Regions from separate parts of the Mus musculus genome. Here all the other regions are linked to region 2. Evidence: chromatin loops called from intact Hi-C (ENCODE). Cell type or tissue: heart. All regions are shown on one strand. Links, peaks and the distances in the headings refer to the core of each region. The heading gives the core; the rest is flanking DNA. Region 1 overlaps 1700012B07Rik (RIKEN cDNA 1700012B07 gene). Region 2 has its middle 15 kb from the start of 1700023C21Rik. Region 3 overlaps Gm11685 (a long non-coding RNA gene). Region 4 overlaps Wipi1 (WD repeat domain, phosphoinositide interacting 1).

The links. A loop is a pair of places that touch in the nucleus more often than their neighbours do. Peaks named below come from ENCODE experiments on the same cell type or tissue, not always from the same donor. Only the 100,000 strongest peaks of a DNase experiment are listed, where the experiment ranks them.
Region 1: a loop joins it to region 2, with 2.3 times the contacts of the local background. A loop is called at or near these places in 4 of 42 quality-filtered maps.
Region 3: a loop joins it to region 2, with 8 times the contacts of the local background. A loop is called at or near these places in 13 of 42 quality-filtered maps.
Region 4: it touches region 2 in a loop (8-fold over the local background); 2 of 42 quality-filtered maps call a loop at or near these places.

The regions. Positions count from the first base shown.
Region 1 is chr11:109,799,287-109,804,835 of GRCm38, forward strand. All of the region lies in intron 2 of 1700012B07Rik (RIKEN cDNA 1700012B07 gene), which reads right to left. Gm11683 (a long non-coding RNA gene) reads left to right here. Exons shown (of 2, transcript XR_389104.3): 2 at 2,724-3,510. Among named protein-coding and RNA genes, the nearest start is that of Gm11683, 4.9 kb to the left of the region's middle. In heart, for the core only: no CTCF peak of the experiment used is centred there; no DNase peak of the experiment used is centred there.
Region 2 is chr11:109,858,379-109,863,927 of GRCm38, forward strand. No RefSeq gene overlaps it. Among named protein-coding and RNA genes, the nearest start is that of 1700023C21Rik, 15 kb to the left of the region's middle. In heart, for the core only: a CTCF peak has its summit at 2,445 (motif pointing left); DNase peaks (open chromatin) are centred at 1,653, 1,993 and 2,423; H3K4me3 peaks cover 486 bases; H3K27ac peaks cover 375 bases.
Region 3 is chr11:109,618,650-109,624,198 of GRCm38, forward strand. The region is part of intron 2 of Gm11685 (a long non-coding RNA gene); the gene reads left to right. Among named protein-coding and RNA genes, the nearest start is that of Gm11685, 8.2 kb to the left of the region's middle. In heart, for the core only: CTCF peaks have their summits at 2,789 (motif pointing left) and 3,945; no DNase peak of the experiment used is centred there; H3K4me3 peaks cover 190 bases; H3K27ac peaks cover 1,272 bases.
Region 4 is chr11:109,586,298-109,588,797 of GRCm38, forward strand. All of the region lies in intron 4 of Wipi1 (WD repeat domain, phosphoinositide interacting 1), which reads right to left. All of the region lies in intron 2 of Gm39442 (a long non-coding RNA gene), which reads left to right. Among named protein-coding and RNA genes, the nearest start is that of Gm39442, 9.2 kb to the left of the region's middle. In heart, for the core only: no CTCF peak of the experiment used is centred there; a DNase peak (open chromatin) is centred at 1,564; H3K27ac peaks cover 1,457 bases.

The sequences.
Region 1 (5,549 bases), core at 1,698-4,197, 59 kb before region 2:
ATACTCAATAAAATACTCACAAGCCAAATGCAAGAACATATCAATGATATCATTCACCATGGTCGAGTAGGGTCCATCCCAGGAATGCCAGAATGGTTCAATATATGGAAATCCATCAATGTAATCCATCGTATAAAGAAATTGAAAGGAAAAAAAAACCCTATAATCATCTCCTTAGATGCTTATAAAGCCTTTTACAAAATCCTTCATGTTAAAAGTCTTGGTGAGACCAGGGATTCAAGGCACATACCTAAACACAATAAAGGCAATATACAGCAAGCCAATGGCCAACATCAAGTTAAATGGAGAGAAACTTAAATCAACTCCACCATACTAAGGATCAAGACAAGACTGTTCACTTTCTTCCTTTCTTTTCAATATAGTCCTTGCACCTCTAGTTGGAGCAATAAGACAACTAAAGGAGAGCAAGGAGATACAAATTAGAAAGGAAGAAGTTAAAGTATCACTATTTGTGGATGATATGATAATATACACAAGTGACCCCCAAAATTCTACCAGAGAACTCCTACCGCTAATAAACACCTTCAGCAAAGTGGCTGAATACAAAATTAACTCAAAGAAATCAGTAGCACTCCATTTTACAAAGGATAAACAGGTTGAGTAAGAAGTTAGGGGGACAGCACACTTCACAAATAACCTCAAATAATATAAAATACCTTGGTGTAACTCTAAGCAAGTAAGTGAAAGACCTGAATGACAAGAACTTCAAGTCTCTGGAAAAAGAAACTGAAGAAGATATCAGAAGATGGAAAGATCTTCCATGCTCATGGATCAGTAGGATTAACATAGTAAAAATGGCTATCTTACCAAAAGCAATCTACAGATTCTATGAAATTCCCATCAAAATTCCAACACAAGGTTCTTTATAGACCTTGAAAGAACACTCTCAATTTCATATGGAAAAAAAAGGGGGGGGGACCTTGGTAGCTAAAATAATCCAGGACAATAAAAGAACTTTTGGAAATATCACCACCCCTGTTGTCAAGCTGTACTATAAAGCAATAGTAATAAAAACTGCATGGTATTGGTATAGAAACAGACAGGTTGATCTATGGTATAGAACCCAAGAAGCAGAAATAAACCCATACACCTTTGGACACTTAATACAATGGGAAAGAGAGAGCATCTTCAAATAACGCTGGTCTAACTGGGTGACTGCATGGAGAAGGATGCAAATAGATTCATATGTATCATCCTGCATAAAACTCAAGTCCAAGTGGATCAAAGACCTCAACGTAAAACCAGATACACTAAATCTCATAGAACAGACAGTGAGCCTAACCTTGAACTCGTTGCTATCGGAGACAACTTCCTGAAGAGAGCACCCAGGGCTCAGGCACTAAGATCAATAATAAATGGGAACTCCTGAATTTAATTAACAAGTGGGACCTCATGAAACTGAAAAACTTCTGTAATGCAAAGGACACTGTCATTAGGATAAAATGACAGCCTACAGGATGAGAAAAATATCTTCATCTGACAGAGGGCTAATACCTAAAATATCTAAAGAGCTGAAGAAGTTAGACACAAAACACCAAAAATAATCCAATTAAAAGATGGGGTACAAAGCTAAACAGGGAATTTTCAACAGAGAAATATCTAATAGCCAAGAAGCACTTAAAGAAATGTTTAATGTAATTAATCATCAGGGAAATGCAAATCAAAGCAACTTTGAGAGAGTTGCTTTACACCTTACACCCATCAGAATGACTGAGATCAAAACTGATGGGAGTGCAAACTTGTACAGCCACTCTGGAAATCAATTTGGTGGTTTCTCAGAAAACTGGGAAAAGTTCTACCTCAAGATCCAGCTATGCAACTCTTGGGAATATATCCAAAAGATGCTCCACCATCCCACAAAGACACTTGCTCAACTCTGTTCATAGCAGCTTTATTTGTAATAGCCAGAAACTGGAAACAATACAGATGTCCCTAAACTGAAAAATGGATAAAGAAAATGTGGTTCATTTATAACAATGGAGTAATACTCAGCTATTAAAAACAAGGACATCATGATCATTTTGCAGACAAATGGATGGAACTAGAAAATATTATCCTGAGTGAGGTAACCCACATACAAAAGGACGTTCATGGCATGTACTCACTGATAAGTGGATATTAGTCATAAAGTACAGGATAACCATGCTACACTCCACAGACCCCCAAAAAGCCAAATAACAAGGAGAATCCACAGGAGGATGCTTGAATCTTTCTCAGAGGGGAAATAAAATAAATATCAGAGGTGGATGGAGGAGGGAACTGGGTGGGAAAGAGAACAGAAACCAGTAGGGGCAGCATCTCTAAGATGTGTCAGAGACCTGGGACAGGGGTGGGGGTGGGGGGAAGCTCCAGGGAGTCTATGGGGGTAACTCTAGCAGAGAATCCTAGCAGTAGGGGGTAGGAAGTCTTAGGCGGGCCACCTCCAGTGGCCAGGCAGGACTTCCAGTGAAGAAATAAGAACACCAACTTATCCAAAAAAAAAAAAAAAAAAAAAAAAAAAAAAAAAAACCAAAAAAAAAAAAAAAAAACAAAAACAAAAAACACCCTTGACCTAAAATGTATCCTGCCTACAAAATGTGCAGGGGAAAAGATGGAGCAGAGATGGAGGGAATGGCCAACTGATGACCAGCCGAAATTGAAACCCATCCCATGAGCAATTACCAATCCTCGACACTATTAATGATTCTCTGTTATGTTTGCAGACAGGAGCCTAGCAAAACTGTCCTCAGAGAGGCTCCACCCAACAGCCGATGGAAACAGATTCGGAGACCCACAGCCCAATATTAGATGGAGCTCACTTGAGTCTTGTGGAGGAGTCGGAGGGATGATTGAGGGGCCTGAAGAAGATCGAGACTCCACAAGAAGACCAACAGAATCAACTAACCTGGACCTTTGAGGGCTACCAGAGACTGAAACACCAACCAGAGAGCAAACATGGGCTGGGCCTACCCCAACCCCCAGCACATCTGTAACAGCTGTGCAACGTGGTCTTCATGTGGGTCCCCAACAACTGAAGCAGGGGCTTTCCCTGAGTCTGTTGCCTTCCTGTGGATCCCATTCCCCTAACTGGCCTGCCTTGTCTGGCCTCAGTGGGAGAGGATGAGTCTTGTCCTGCAGTGACTTGATGTGCCAGGGTGGGGTGATATGGGGGGGGGGCAGAAAGAGCTCCTCTTTCACAAAAGAGATGGGGAGTGGGGAGTGAGGGGAGGAGGCATAGGGTAGACTGGGAAGAAGGGGGTTGATATTGAAATATAAAGTGAATAAGTAAATAAATTGATAAGAAAAAAAAACAGAAAGAAGTCAGCTCACTGAACATTTCCCCTTAGAAGCCAAGGTAGATATAAAACCACGACTCAGCCTTTTCTGAGGAGAAAGGGAAGATGGTGGAGGGTGAGGTGAGAGGAGGGTCTAAGAGGAGTGGACTGAGGGGAAGCTACAACAGGGATGTAAAGTAAATTAATTAATAATAAAATGTGACTCAGAATCGTCTTTCAGAGTCTGCTAAAACATTTAATTCTGAGGTCCGTGCTGGTATGTGGGAAGCATTTTTTTTTCCTTTTTCCTTTGAGCTTGTGTTCTGAGCATGCACATCTGTGCTGACACACGTGGAGGATGGCGGTCACTCCTGGGTGCTGTCTGTGTCTCATGTACTGTCTGCCTGTATTTTTAGGCAGGATCTCGAACTGGCCTGGAACTTGCCTGTTAGGCTAGACTGGGCCATGGATTTCAAACGTCCATCTTTCTCCTTGTCCTAGTGTTGGGGGTTTCAGATGTGTGCCCACATTTATTACATGGTGCTGGGGGTCAAACTCATGCTTGTGCAGTGAGCACTTCACTGACAGACATCTCTCCAGCTCTGAACATTTTCATCAGTGGAGTCAGGTGATGGCTGGGCTACCATGGTTTAATGGGGTGTCTGGAATTTAACAGAGGCTCAATAAATGTTTGGGAAACAAGTTCATGGGGGGAGGGCTGTGAAGATGCCTGTCTGAGCTGAAACTGGACTTTTCTTCCAGGATGCTCTGCCTCTTGGGATGCCTGTCAAGAATTCGAAGCAGTGTGTGGTGTACTGGGAGGGACTGCCCCTTTAGATCCCAGGCACCAGAGCTCACGTGGCTTTCAATCTCAAATGTCTTCCACTACTCCAGCATTATCTTAAGAGGAATCTAGTCTCATGGGGCTTTGCTGAGACCCCCTTAGCCACTAACTGTTGGCCTTTGCAGCCAGTATTGCTGGACTCAGGGATTGTTCATCCAGCAGGCATCAGGGGCAGCCCCTCCCAGGCTGGGATGGAGGTGGCCCTGGGGAAGAGGAAAGGCACAGGGAACGGGGGAGTGGGAGACTCCAGGCTGCTCTTTATTTATTGTGAGATAACCAGGACATTTGACTACTTTTAAAATTCTTTCTTTAGTGATGGTTTTTAGGGGTGAGGGGGAGGGGGAGGGGGAGGGGAGGGGGAGAAGCAGGGAGGCATTCTCTGGAAGTGATTAAACCCGGAGATAACACATACTCATAGAAAACTGGAAATTTTGAAAGAAGACTTGTTTGTAACCTCAGAATTAATCCCATGCCCTTGATGCTGAAAATGCTTCTCTTTGAGCACAGAAAGAGAAGTATTTCCTACTTAACTCTGAGCCTTTTAAAGTAAAAAATAGGTTTCTGCTGAACAACTCTGTTTCCTCTTAAGAAAAGGACATGTACTTGGCAAATACTCTACACTGAGCTGCACCCCTACATCTTTGGGTTTTATTCTTGTTCCTTTGAGGAAACGGCCTTGCCATGTGCAGGCTCTATAAAAATATTAACTTACCCGTCTCCGCTACCATGCCCATGTCTGTGTAGGCCTCAGGACAACCCTGGGTGTCACCTTTGGCTCTCCCGTACCTTTGAGACAGGCTCTCTCATTTTCTTGAAGCTCGCCAATTAGGCTGGTTGGTGGACAAGTTTTCCAGATCTTCCCATCTGCACCTCCCCAGTGCTGAGACTCACACCTAGCACTTTCTGCAGCTTTATCTGGGCTCGGAGGGATTGGACTTAGGTTTTTGTTCTCTCACGGCAAGCCCTGTATGGACTGAACCTTTTAGAGCTATTTTAAAAGGGGTTTTCATGTTCATAGTAGGGGTACTAAATTTTCGCTGGCTGGAGAGTAGCAGCTCCCGGCTCTGGTAGTGTGTAGGAGCCTCCCATGGAGGCTTTCAAAAAGTCCAGTGCGCAGGTGTCCCCATGCCCACTGAGGTTGAGTTTTGCTGAGCAGTGCTTTGGACAAACCTCTGGGTGATTTCCACTAGGGCAGCAGGGACTCATACACCACCCGGTTAGAATCTGGACTTACCTGTGTAGACTCTGGCGACCAAATAGATGCTCCTCTGTGTTGCATGCTAGAAGCCAAATCGGGGGTGGGGTGGGGGGTGGGGTGGGGTTAAGGGTGGAAATGATCGCCTTATGGATTGCAGTGTTTGACTGGTTTAAGCACCTTTTGTTTCTGACAATGGCTTCCATATGCTTAAAAAAGAAATAAAAACCACACT
Region 2 (5,549 bases), core at 1,429-3,928:
CTATGTGTGTACTGTATGAGGCAAGGTCATGGAAAAACTGTTGCTTTGAACTTATAATGATCATACCGAATGAAACACTGCTTTAAACATAATATCAACATCTGTCTGTAACTCCCATTTATGTAACATTTTACCTCTGGGGTAATATTCTAAGGATTTTTTTTTTAAGAACATATACATAGGCCACAGAAAAGAAATAAAGTTGTTGGATGGTTTGGCTTACAGGGCTCTGCCCTATCCATCTATTCATAAACCCACCCAAATGTATATGCCTGTTTGTTTATTATACATATGAAGGTATGTGTATGTATGTAAGCATGCATGAACACTTGTGGAGTTGATGAGACAGATGGTTGGGCCCAACCAGTGTGCATGTGCATGCGTGTATGTGTGTGTGTGTGTAAGAATTTATGTCTAAAAGCTATTAAAAGATAAAAGCAATAAATAAAAGGTGATGTAACCATTTCATCCGATGTGTGTTTTCTGTGTGGCTGACTTCTTATTTCTTTCCTGGTTTACAGAGTTAACCAGCCAAGTCAGTAAGGGGCTCCTGGATGCCTGGCCAGAGAAGGGAGCTCTAGCAATAAATCCTTTACCTAGTCACTAGTCATCTCTGTTAGCAACAAGTATCAATAGGTCCAGAGGCCTGCAGCTTCTGCCCTCAGAGTAACTTAAAATCAAGATAGGTAAATGCTATTATAGAAAGCAACCCTACTCTCTCGCAAGATCAAGTCTTGCCCCTGCCAACACTCTCCAGCACCACACACCTCACTACCTTCAAGAGAGAACCAGAGCTCCAGAGCTGGCCCCCAGAACATATATATGCATGTATATATGTGTGCATATGAGCATATGCATATGCATGTGTGTGTGCATGAATATATATGCCTTTGTGTGTGTATGTGTGTGCCCTTGCACGCCGGTGTTTGACATCAAATGTGTTCCTTTTAACCTTTAATCTTCCCTACCTTTAGAAAACACAATACTTTTATTTCTTTTGTGAGAATCCATCCATGCATACAATGTATTTTGATCACCCTTCACTCCTTCCCCTAACTCTTCCCAAGTTCTTGTTTTTAGCCACTGGTTGCAGTTTGAGCTGCCCACATACTCATGGGTATGGGCAATCCACTGGAACTTAGGCAACCTCTCAGAGGCCACACCCTTAAAGAAAAATGGAGTCTGTCACTCCCAGAAGCCATCTATTGCCCATGCTCCTTAGTAAGTGGTAGGCTTGTGAGTCCCTCCATGCTGCAATGCTGACTGTCGTGGTCCTGTGCAGGTCTTGTACAGGCAACCACAGCTGCTGTGAGTTCACCAGTGCAGTGGTCCTACCGTGTCCGGAACACACATTTGCTCCGGTCCTCCCTGACCTCTGGCTTTGATTCTTCCAAAATATTCCTTTATGACTGATGTAGCAAGATGCCTATGAGTCCACCTTAGTATTTGAAAAAGGGTCTCTAACTGAGCCTGAAAGTCACTGTTCCAACCAAACTGGCTGGTTAGTAAGATCCAGGGATCTTCTCATCTGTACCCCCCCGCACCCCCCCCCCCCGAGAATCATGGGCCATGCCAATTCAATGCCCAGCTTACATGGGTGCTGGAGAATCCGAACTCAGGTGCGCATGAGGAACACCAAGTGCTTCACCCACTAAGCCACGCCTTCAGCCCCAGAAGCCATGGCTTCTAACTCTGGCATTGACCTTACTCCTGTATCTGGTTCTGTTTGTTTCCTCATTAAAAGCAGAAATGTAAAAACCTGAAGGCATTTTAAACCGTTCATACTGAGATCACGTGACTTAGAGAAACCCATGAATTAAGACGTTTTGAGACCTGTGGCTAAGTTCGGGGCTTAAATGACAGGGTAGAGTTCTGACGGCCAGCAGATAAACCAAACGGTTGCACAGAGGCACAGACAGATCCTGTCCCCCAAAGGATTGTGGGCAGCAGACATCCTGGGCGCAGCCTGAGTCATATCCGGTGTGCAAAAACATGCAAGTAAGCAGGCTACAGATCTTGGGTTTGGGCGACCTCAGTCTTTAGAGCAACCTCGATGATCGAGAAAGAAAGAAAACACAGCAAGGCACAGCTGTCTTTTACTGTAGGGAGAATTAGAGAAATGGGATAGTCAAACTTCGACAATGACACCCCCCCCCCCCACGCCCTTTCCTGCTGGCCCAGGGGTTTCCCATTTCCCTGGAGGAATTTGTGGGACTACTTTTAGCTTCTGCAAGGGAGGCGGCGTCTGAACAGGGACTTTTCTAGACCACAAAGACTGTAAACTTGCCTTTACTGGCCCTCAGCAATCTTCTTGGCTTAAATTGTATGCCTCTGCAGCTGCTTATTCATTGCTAGCTTTGAAAACCCCTGCAAACACGGCTCTGGATCCGATCTTTTCTCCAGAGAACCTGGCTCGCTGGGATAGAGCAGGAGCGCCACCGTGTGGCTGTGTGATTACTGCCGATTCTTTTTGGATGAGATAGGATGATGGGACTGGCTCATTTTTGTTACAAGGAAAGCAGGGCATCAGGGCCTAAGTGGGTCTGTGGCATCCCAAGATGATTTTAGTAGGATGTTGGTACATCACTTAGGGATCTCCAGAGAAGCAACTCATGCATATGTGGGTAGTAGCAAGCATGAAACTAGTGGGATGGGCTGGCCGACTGCAATAAGCAAAACTAGGGTTACAGCTCTTATCTATGTATCCTATCCTGTCTGTCCATCTGTCTGTCCTATTTATTGTGGATTTTTACATTTATCTTTATTTTTACATATTCACAGGTGTGTGTGTGTGTGTGTGTGTGTGTGTGTGTGTGTGTGTACAGGTGCCCACGAAGGCCCAGAGCTGGAGTTGCAGGTGGTTTTAAGTCAGCCGACATGGATGCTGGAAATCAAATTCAGGCACACAAGAGAGCAGCATGCTCTCACAACCACTGAGACATCTCTTCAGTCCCTAGGGTTACCGTTTTGAAGCAATACCACTTTGTAAAGAGCACTTCATGTCAAGTGGGTTTTCCCAGCATCAGTTATGAAGCCACTGGAGAACAAGTCACTGGAGTTTTATAGCAGGAGGGATAAGATGTACTAATGATGTAACAGACATTGATATGTCTTTCTTTTTTATTTTTTGCACAAACCCATTAGACTTGAATGAAGGGCTCAGCTCATCAGAGACTTTCCCATGGAACTCACATGTGCATCTTCTTTGGTTTGAAACAGGTGGTCCTATATGCATTACTTCCTTTGCTCTTTGCTGTGGCTAAATACTTGGAGAAACAAAAGCTCCTTTCTTTTATTTTAGGTCACTGTTTCAGAGGGTTCATCCTGGCTTTTAGCCTCACATGCTTGGGTAGAATATTATCCTGGGGGGGGGGGGCTCAGTGGAGGCTGTTCTTTGATTCTTAGCAGACAGGAAACACAGCTAAGGGGATTTTTTTTTTGGGGGGGGGGACTGGCATATGTAATTGTGGCATAAGCCATGAAGCTTGGCAACCAAGTAAGGTTTTTTTTTTTTTTTGAGGATGGCCCACCACTTTGCATGGCTGTGACAGGTGAGCTCTGACAGGCATGGACCCCAGAGACGTCATCCCAGGATTGCTTCTCACCGATGTTATGACTTTCCCATCACTATTACATAGCCCAATGATTCCTGGGCACCAGCCCACCCAATTGGGCAAATTTCCTGCAGATCAACATGAAGATGAACTTTCATAAATTAGTGCTGTTTAGATGAATTAATGACTTTATAGAATTCCTGGTTTGATTCAAATAATTTTAGGAAGAAAGTTTAAGGAGACGGTTTTAGTCGTTTTGCCAGAAAGATGTAATATAGTTAGAATCAAGAATAGAATGTACCCACTCCTCATAGAATAGTAAAGGCTGCATAATTAGGAACACAATGAGCTTTCATAAATTACAGGAAAAAAAAGAGAAACAGGCTTGGGGCAGAATTGTGATCAAGGAAAAACATTCATTCTAGGTCAGGTGCAAGGATGAAGCCACAGGTATGCACCATGATAGAGCAAGGCCATGGGAAACTGTTGCTTTGAACTTATAATGAGCTTATAGAATGTAACACTGCTTTGAACTTACTACGGACATCCTTCTGTAACTCCTTTTTGTGTAACATTTTATCTGTGGGCTAATTTTATAAAGAACTTTTGTCTAAGGAGTTATAAAAAGGCTGAGAGGGAAAAAAATAGTGTGGCTGTTGTGGCTTTGCTCCATTCGCCAAATGTACATATCTGTAAATATGTGTGTGTATGTATGTGTCTGCATGTACACACATATGTAGGTATATGTGCATGTATGTAACTATGCATGTGCATTTGTGAAATTGATGAAACTGATGGTTTTGTGTGTGTGTGTGTGTGTGTGTGTGTGTGTGTGTGCGCGCGCGGGTGGGCATGGCTTACTTTTTATCCTATTTCTTTCTCTCTGGCTCATGAAGGGTTACTGAGCTCCTTGGAGCCTCTCAGGCCAGTCAGAGACGCCCCAGTCAAAGAGTAAAGAGCCCAAGTAACTAAGTTTCTTTTCTTAATCCCTTGCGGCCATCAGCAGGAGTTAATTGCCAGAAGCCATCAGCTTCTTCCCCGCCCCCCCCCCCCACCCCAAAGTAAGAGAAAGTAAATGGCCTGAGGTTATCAGCCTCTGGTCCACCTACTCACTACTCCACCTCAGTGCCTGAATGTTAGGATGGGACCCGAACACAAGTGGAGGCTGTGAAGTCCAACAATGGCTGTCTGTACCCTAGAGAGGCAGAGAAGATGGAAGCCTCAGGCGGCCAGTGAAGACGCCCACTCAGATGCTGATGGGAGAAGTCACTAGTGAGACTCAGAGACCATCGAAGCTGGAGTCAGCTTTCCAATGGTGATGGAAGCAATCACAGATCACCGCCCCCCCCCCCCCCAAGAACGATGCCTTCACATGCTGGCTGTCATCTTCCTCTTCTTCATCCCTACCTGTTGGGTAGTGCTGTCCACAGCCAGGGAGGGTCTTTCTCTCTCAGTTATCAGTCCACGTGTCAATCCTGTTTGCAGATTCTCTCCAGACATACTCATTGGCCTCTCTAGGTCCTGTCAAATGAACTGCTTGTGAGATGGCTCAGCAGTGAAAAGTACCTGACACATAAGCCTAATGATCTCTGGCGCCCCTAGTGGCAGGAAAGAACAGACTCCTGAAAGTTGTCCCCTGAGCTCCACACTTATGCCATGGAATATGCTCACACCCTTCACCCTACACTTATTAACTAATTAAAAAATTAAAAATTAAACTAATTAAAAATTAACTGTCACTCTATGCAACGGTGCCTTCAAATCCCATTATAAACGTAATCCCAAGCATTTTGCTTCATCGTCTTCTGCATACGTATCAAAGCACTGACATCCCTTTTCAACGCAATGGCCACTCCTGATTCCCAACACCCATGCGACTGGCTCACCTCCTGACCTCTTGTTTTCCTCACAGGAACTATCCATGGGGTTCTCTGACCATATCTATCTTTTTAAAAAATTCTGATTATATTTATCATACACGTTCGTAGAATTCAT
Region 3 (5,549 bases), core at 1,478-3,977, 240 kb before region 2:
GCCAAGAGACTTTAAAACACTTGTTTCCGGGCCATGGGTTAACCTGGGCTTCTGGGTGAGCCTGGGATAGCTGATAAATAGTATTTAAACAACGAACTTTGGGAGCTGGGGTTATGTCCCAGTTGGTAGAGTGTTTGCTTAGGATACATGACATCCTGGCTTCAATTTTCACCACCATGAAAGCTAGTGGGCACATGTTCTGTAATCTCAGTACCCAGGAAGTAAGGGTGCGAGGGTGAGGAGTTTAGGTGAGCCTTGGCTACAGAGTGAATTCAAAGCTAGTCTAGACTAAATGAGACCCTGTCCCAATAAAAACACAACAAATCAAAAGAAACCAGGTTCTGTCTTATTTTTGTGAAAGGTTTCCTCTCAGTCCACCACCCTGAAATTGGTTGGGTGGAGGTGACAAGAATGGAGAGCTTCAGCCGGTTGTGGTGGTGCACGCTTTAATCCCAGCACTTGGGAGGCAGAGGCAGGCGGATTTCTGAGTTCGAGGCCAGCCTGGTCTACAAAGTGAGTTCCAGGCTATACAAAGAAACCCTGTCTCAAAAAGAGAGAGAGAGAGAGAGAGAGAGAGAGAGAGAGAGAGAGAGAGAGAGAGAGAGCTTCTTGGCGGACAGCGCCATCTAGTGATACGACCCGATATTTAGTTCCATGCTGATGGAGTGGACCTCCTTATGGAGATCAGCTTGATGTCAAAGTCCTGCAAGAAGAGACCTGAAGACATTATCTTGTTCTTTTTTTTTTTTTAAGATTTATTTATTTTATGTATATGAGTACACTATAGCTGTCTTCAGACACACCAGAAGAGGGCATTGGATCCCATTACAGATGGATGTGAGCCACCATATCGTTGCTGAAAATTGAACTCAGGACCTCTAGAAGAGCAGTTGGTGCTCTTAACCACCATACCATCTCTCCAGTCCCCATCTCTTGCTCTTTTAAAATCTATTTTCTTTATGTCAGCGTGAAATACGCTCACTTCTTTCGCCACTTTCTTGTAGGAGAAGAAGTTTGGAAGGTGTCTGCCTATTTAGTCAAGAGCTTGGGTCTTACTGAGTGTTCTTTTTGAGCCAACCATTGCTCTAGGTCCTGGGGATAAATCACTGTATAAAAATAAAAATAAAAAACTCCAAGCTGACATAACTAGACAGACAATGGACTCGGGAAATAAAGTAGGTGCTGCCTTAGATACTGGCCTAAGGACACAAAGGGAAAGGTTGGGGATTGGTAGGGATACAGTGTTGTTTTTTTTTTTTTTCCTTAGAAATAGAAATAGAAAGTTCCATTTGATAAAAGAACAAGAGGGAGAAGGAAGTGGCTTTTGCAGTCGTGAAAGATAGGAAGCATTTGGAGCCAAAGTGCTCATAGCAGAGCAAAGAAACATGGTGTCGGGCAGAAAGGGAAGTAAGAAAAAGGACCAGGTAGCTCTTGTGTGGTGGGAGGTGAGAAACCTTTAATAGTTTAATTTGTTTTATTGTTTATTATAATATTATTATTATTAATCGTTGAGACAGGGTTTCACGTATTTCAGCCTGGCCTTGAACTTGCTATGTAGCTTAGAATGTCCTTGAATTCTGATCTTCCTGTTGCCACACATGTTGGGATCACACGTGAGCATTTACTATCCCTGGTTTATGAGCTCCTGGGGCTCGAACCTAGGACACTCTGCATATCAGGCAAGCACTCTACCACCGGAGCTACACCCAGCTCTTTCATTTATATTTGCTGTGTTGAAAAGAAATCGAAAGTCTTGGGGAATTCACAATTCACTTCAGCCCTTTAAAAGCCCTGGGAAGCAGACTGCACCGGCCTTGACAGTCAACAACAAGGCCACTGAGGCCTAAATTCAGCTGCTCAGGAGGGTGTTTAAGTCAAGGCCCAGCGGCAGCTGTGAAATAGCATCAAATGACTCACTCCGGATGGATGCCCTTCCCAGACCCAAGCTTCTCCCGCTTCCTGATTTCTGAGATGCCAACTCTTAAACCACCTGCCTCTCGCCACAGTCTATCCTGGTGTGATTCCAGCTCTTTCTACCCTTTGCTGATAGAATCATTTAACATGAACCTGGCTAAGAGTTTTCTCACACTCTTTTACCAAGATGCCTCGTGGTTCCTTTGTGGGGTGCGTTCTCCTGTAGATGTAATCTAATAGAACGAGCAGAGCTCAGTATGCCACACACCTAAGCTCGAGAAAAGCCAGGTGAAACAATTCCTTCCTACTGTAAAATCCTGTAGCTTAGTTGAGATGTTTTGTGTGCCAATTAGAAAAGTCTGTTAGTTACAAAAAGAATGACGACTATATTGACCAATATTTTATAATAGAAAGAATGGATTATTTTTTTGTGAGTTGCACTATGCCTGTCTGGTCCCTCACCAGGTTTACATTTTTCACTTACTGTTTGGCTGTCTTGACTTGACTAAAAGCTTAAAATAAGTCCCCATGTCTACCTTGCAAGCCAGGACCTCCCTTGTACCAGCAGGAGATCAGAAAAGGTCTGTCTGGGCGGAGCCCCTGAACTCATCTGCAGGATACCACAGCCCTAATGACTTCAGAAGGAGACACAGCTCAGCAATGTGGTTATCCAAATTTCACCTGCCCTTCCTCCTGCCGTTCATAGGTCATTCAGCCCCTCTTAGTAGACTTTCCCAGTGATCATTGGAAGGAGGACCCTGCAAGTGGTGTATAGAGGGTCTGTCTGTTGTGGATACTTAACGCTAGAATCTTCAGCTAAAGTAGTCAGATTATGACTCAGAGCCTCATTACTGCCATCTGCTGGTGTCCACTGTGACAACACTAGAGATTTCTTCTCTGGATCATCACATGTATCCAATCATGTATACATTTTTCTATCTTATGTTAAAGTGGTGAATCACACCAAATGATTTTTTTTAACTGAGGTGAAGTTTGCACTGAGTTATCTGTTCAAGTGAAGGACCCCCTAGAGTTTCATACATTTACAATTCCTGAGCACATTACTCAAAAGGACTGGAGAAGTTGTAGCTCAGTGGTAGAGTGTTTGCCTAATGTGCAAAAGGTCCCGGGGTTCAATTCCTATGATGGGAAAAGCAAGCACAAATTATATCCCTCAGAAGAAAACCTAGAGCTAGTGAGCATTGCTCAGCAGATAAAGGCACTTGCACCAGTAGACAGACCTGGGTTTTGATTTTTTGAGACCCACATGGTAGAAGGAGAGAACCAACTCCTGAAACTTTGACTTTCACTTGGATGCACTGCAGGGGCACATCTCCCCTTACCATGGACAGCCAGCCATTAAGCAATTATTTCCTCCCTTCCTCCCTAGCCTCCCCTGACCCCCAGGCCGCTGGGATGCCTTCTGCTTCTATGGTTTACCTATTTTAGAATATTTTTAAAAAGTAATTTAAATAAAACATTATTTGCGTATGTGAGTGCTTTGCCTGCACGTACAGCCGTGTGACAAGCACATGCCTGGGTGCACTTGGGGGTCAGAAGGGGGTATCTGATCCCCTGGAACTGGAGTAACAGACCGTTGTGAGTTGTTCGGTATGGGTGTTAGCACCCAGTCTCGGGTCCTCTGCAAGAGCCATGCATACTCTTAACCACTGAGCCATCTTTCCATCCTTACTATCGTATTTTCTCAGACAGGGTCTCTCACTGAACTCGGAGCTCATGGATTTGGCTGGACCGGTTGGCCAGTGAAGCCTCAGCATCCTCCTGTCTCTTCCTCTCCAGACCCGAGTTTACAGATGAGACCCGCGGGGCTTAGCTTTAATTATTTCTAAATTATTTTTTAATATACATATATCTGACATCTGAAATGAGGTCCTCACGCTTGTCAACTGAGCCACCACCCCAGGCTCGGTCCCTTTCATTTTTACGTATTTATTCTCTTGCTAAAATTCCTCAGTATGCCACCAGATCTTCAGATAAAAGAGGACATGATGTCATTCAAGCTAGGCTCAGCTGGGGGCAGCTTATCAGGCCGGAGAACAGAGCCAGTCACATCCATGATACAGAAAGATCACCACTTCCGTACACCGGAAGCTTTGCTCTCCTGAAGACCTGGAGTGACATCAGAAGCCCCGTCTAGGAGGCAGCTGGTGCCGGACTCTGGGGCTTAGGGTAGGGCAATGTTTGGGATCAGAAGCCCTGGAAATGATTGTAATCTGAGCCGTAGGGGCTGAAGTTGGGAGGGGAGGGGCGATGCAATGGAAAAATGTGTCAGCTGGCGAAGAACTGGGAAGCGGTGTTTGATTTGAGTATCCTTTTAATTTTAGAAACACTATCAGGAAGGAGGCTGCCTTGTGAGTTGAGCCGCCTGCACCGGCTCTAAATCACACGTCGCCGATGAGTGTAGATCCTTGTTATAAATGGAAACGTGGACTGGCAGGTCCTTACTGACTGTAACTGAGGGTCTGGCTAACGTCAGTACCTAGAATGTTCGGGATCTAGTTTCCTTATGAAGTATAAATACATACAAGGGATACAAAGTTATTTGTTCTCTTCAAAAATAAGACCACTTTTACTGTGGCAGAGCTGAAGTGGATCCAGCTAGGAATGCTTTTTGGTATATGTATGATTTAGTAATTATAGATGTATAATGTATGTCTATTTGTAGAACATTAGCCCCAGAGACCGCTAAGTGCTTTCAAGAAAAGCACCAGGTAGAGCAAGCATTGTCTCAAACACATTCCAAGCTGGCGCCTTCCTAGGTTCCAGCTTTCCTCTCCCTTCTCCAGAGATTTGCTCAGCCTCTACCTGCACGTGGCCCCGAGTGACCCGCTCTCTGGAATGTTCTGTGTGCCTCTGACTCTCAATTCCAGGAGCTTTCAACACACACACACTTCTGCTGTCATTCCTGGTGGATCACTTGAGCCTGGGGCCTTGAAGGAATCTGGTTTCAAGGGGGTCTTGAGATGGTGGGAGAACTGCCATTTGAAAAAGAGACCGGTCATTGATTTGTCTTATCGGTGGGATGTTCTATCCTTCTGTCCTCCCAATTCATGACTATGGTGTATAATATTACATCCATTTGAAGTGAAATGTGCAGTTTCCCATGACTATATAGTCCTTTGTCCTTCCATTCCAGGTAATTTGGTTACATTAGCCCGTGCATTTACTTCAAGGCTGATTATAAATAACCTGAAATGTCTTGCATACAGTCTCCTCCCTCTCAAAGGCCAATTCTGCTAGGCTAGGGTTTGCTGTAGATTCTCTCTTCCCAGAACAATGCCTGACCTCAGAGTAAGTGCTTATGACCGCCTCACTGGCTGACTACCTATGACAGAATTGGTAATTTAAATGTAATAAAAACCTCTGCTCCAAGCCCAGGGAGATGGCTCAGCGGATTGAAACACTTTACTTCCCAGGTAAGGATCCCCAGGACCCATGAGGTAAAAGAAAGAGCCGACTCCCTCACATATTCCTCTGATCTTTGCACATTATGCCATGACAGCACACAGACACAGACACACACACACACACACACACACAGACACACACACACACTATTCTTTAAAAAAAAAAACTTAGTTGCTTTTATTCTCAAAAATATGTGTGTGTGCTGT
Region 4 (2,500 bases), core at 1-2,500, 270 kb before region 2:
AAAGTCATAAAAATTGCTCTCTGAGTTGCTGATTTGAATTTCATTTTAAAATGGTTAAGTGAACCAAGGCGGTGGTGTTGCACATACACTTTTAGTCCCAGCACTTGGGAGGCAGACACAGGATCTCTGAGCTTGAGGCCAGCCTGGTCTACACAGTGACAGCCAGGGCCACACAGGGAAACCCTATCTTGAAAAACAAAAACCAAACAAAACAGAAAGTTAAACGAACCTTGGCTTGGGATTTGAACACAACTCACGCAATGCTCCTAAATATACTTCCTGGTGTTTGAAGTAATGCTTTTGGCACTACCAACTATAAAATAAAAAAAACACAGAATCATATGTTCAGCTGAGATTAGATTGCTCATGTGAAAAGAAGCAAGCTTTCTGTGTCATCAGTATGGAAACTTTACTGTCTTCAGGAAATGGTGAGATTATACCCAAGAATTATTTTAAAACAAATTTATGATCTATTATCAGCCAGTGTTTGATATATATATATATATCTATTTTGTCTGCATATATGCTCAGAGCCATTTAAAAAAAATTCTTGAACTGAGAAGGGGCTGTTGGGGGGGAGGAGTTTAAGAAATCCCGTTCTGAACAAAGGATTTGAATCGAGAAAACCTTCAGGAGACCTCTCGACTTAACACTGGCAGTGACCCCTCCACTGCTGAGCACTCAGACCTCGGGATACAAAGAATATTCTCTTTCACAGTTTTCAGCCCAAGGCTCTCAATCAGAGGTTCGCTCTCTTCCAATCCCATTACCCTCTGGAGCCCTGTGAGAGTTCACTCCTAACCGAACAGGACTTCCCAGTGGGAAAGGTCAGCGTGCTTTAGCTTTTCCTGAGTACGATTAAATACAGTTAGCTAGGAACTTCACGTTCAACTACCGGAAAGGCAAACGTTTTCTATCTCATCATCCACGCTGATAAGGGAGGGCGGAGCCTCCTCGGAGTGGAAGTCACTGGAGGTCTGCACTTTGGTTGAGGCGGCAAGCCTGGCCTTTGAGAGAAAACTTGCATCGGAACATGTTGGATGTAAGATGCCTCGATATCTTTTGGAAGTAAAGGAAGCCAAGGAAACTCTGGAGGTGACAGGAGCCATTTTTATTATAAGGATAATGGGGTGGGGTGGGGACAGTGTCCCTGCAGCACTGAGGGGAGATTTCTCACCCCAGTGACTGAGGTTAGTGGTCATACACGGTAGGAACTCCAGAGCCAAAGCTTAACCGGAAAACGATCTTCAAGAAGATCATATGAGAGATATCTTCTTAGATAATAATAAAAACAATAATGCTGGCTAGCTTTGTTGTAAACTGGTGTATTCAGTGGGTTCTTATAAAAAGCATTTGTAAAATGCTAGACCCAGGCTAAAAGGCTCCTTACTTATCCTGAAGGGGAGGAGACGGCGGGGGGGGGGTACAAAACCAGTTATGACTTGAAACTAGGTCCTGCTTCCTGCTCTGGCCTCTGAGTATACAGCCAGGCCTCTGTCTGCGCTTATCTCTTGCTGCACAGAACTCCACGAGGAGGCTGGCTGGCTGCCCTTAACTGCAGGTGCCAGCACAGCTGCGAGCCCCTACCTGGTCAAAGTCACTCGGGGGCCTTTGGCACCATGAGAGGCCACCTTCCCCGCTGCTCTCTGAGCCTTGGCTCCCGACTCTGTGAGGGCTCCAGATGTAATTTCAAGGGCAGCTGGGGGTGTGGGGGTGGACAGAGGTACTCTGGCCCCGAGACATGGAAGAGAGAATGAGATTGCGTGGGTTTGGGTGGGTGTCAGGTGGGACAGTGGCAGGGGACAGATTGAGATGCAGAGTACAGAGGAACTTGTGTTGACCGAACCGAATGCTTGTGATCTTGCAGGGAAGTGCTAACAACCACGTGGGGAAAGAAGAAAAAAAGCATAGTGAATGGGGCGGGGTAGAATGCTTCCTTTATAAGCTAGAGGGCCTAGATTCAGAGCCTAAGATCCATGTCAAACAAACGAACACCTAGCTTTACACACACACACACACACACACACACACACACACACACACACACACACACACACCCTGAGATGAGTAATCACTTCATAATTACTAGGAATAACTCCAATTTCAAAGGGCAGCTAGAGATGGAGAGATGGCTCAGTAGTTAAGAGCACTGGCTGCTCTTCTCGAGGACCCAGGTTTGATTCCCAGCACCCACGTGGCAGCTCAGAGCTGTCTCTAACTTCTGTTCTGGGGGAATCTGGTGCCTTCTTCTGGCCCCCACTGGCATCAGGCACACATGGTGCACAGATTCCCATGCAGGCAAAACACCCATTCACGTAAAAAAATTTTTTTGAGGAAGCTAATAAATGCAGGTGAGGAGATGGAAACACTGGATGCTGTGTACAGGGGTGTGAACTGGGGCAGTGTGTTAGAGAGCAACCTGGGAGGTCTCAGAAGTTAATCACAGTTATCACATGACCTGGAAATTCTACTCTCACGTGCACACCAGAGAGAAATGACA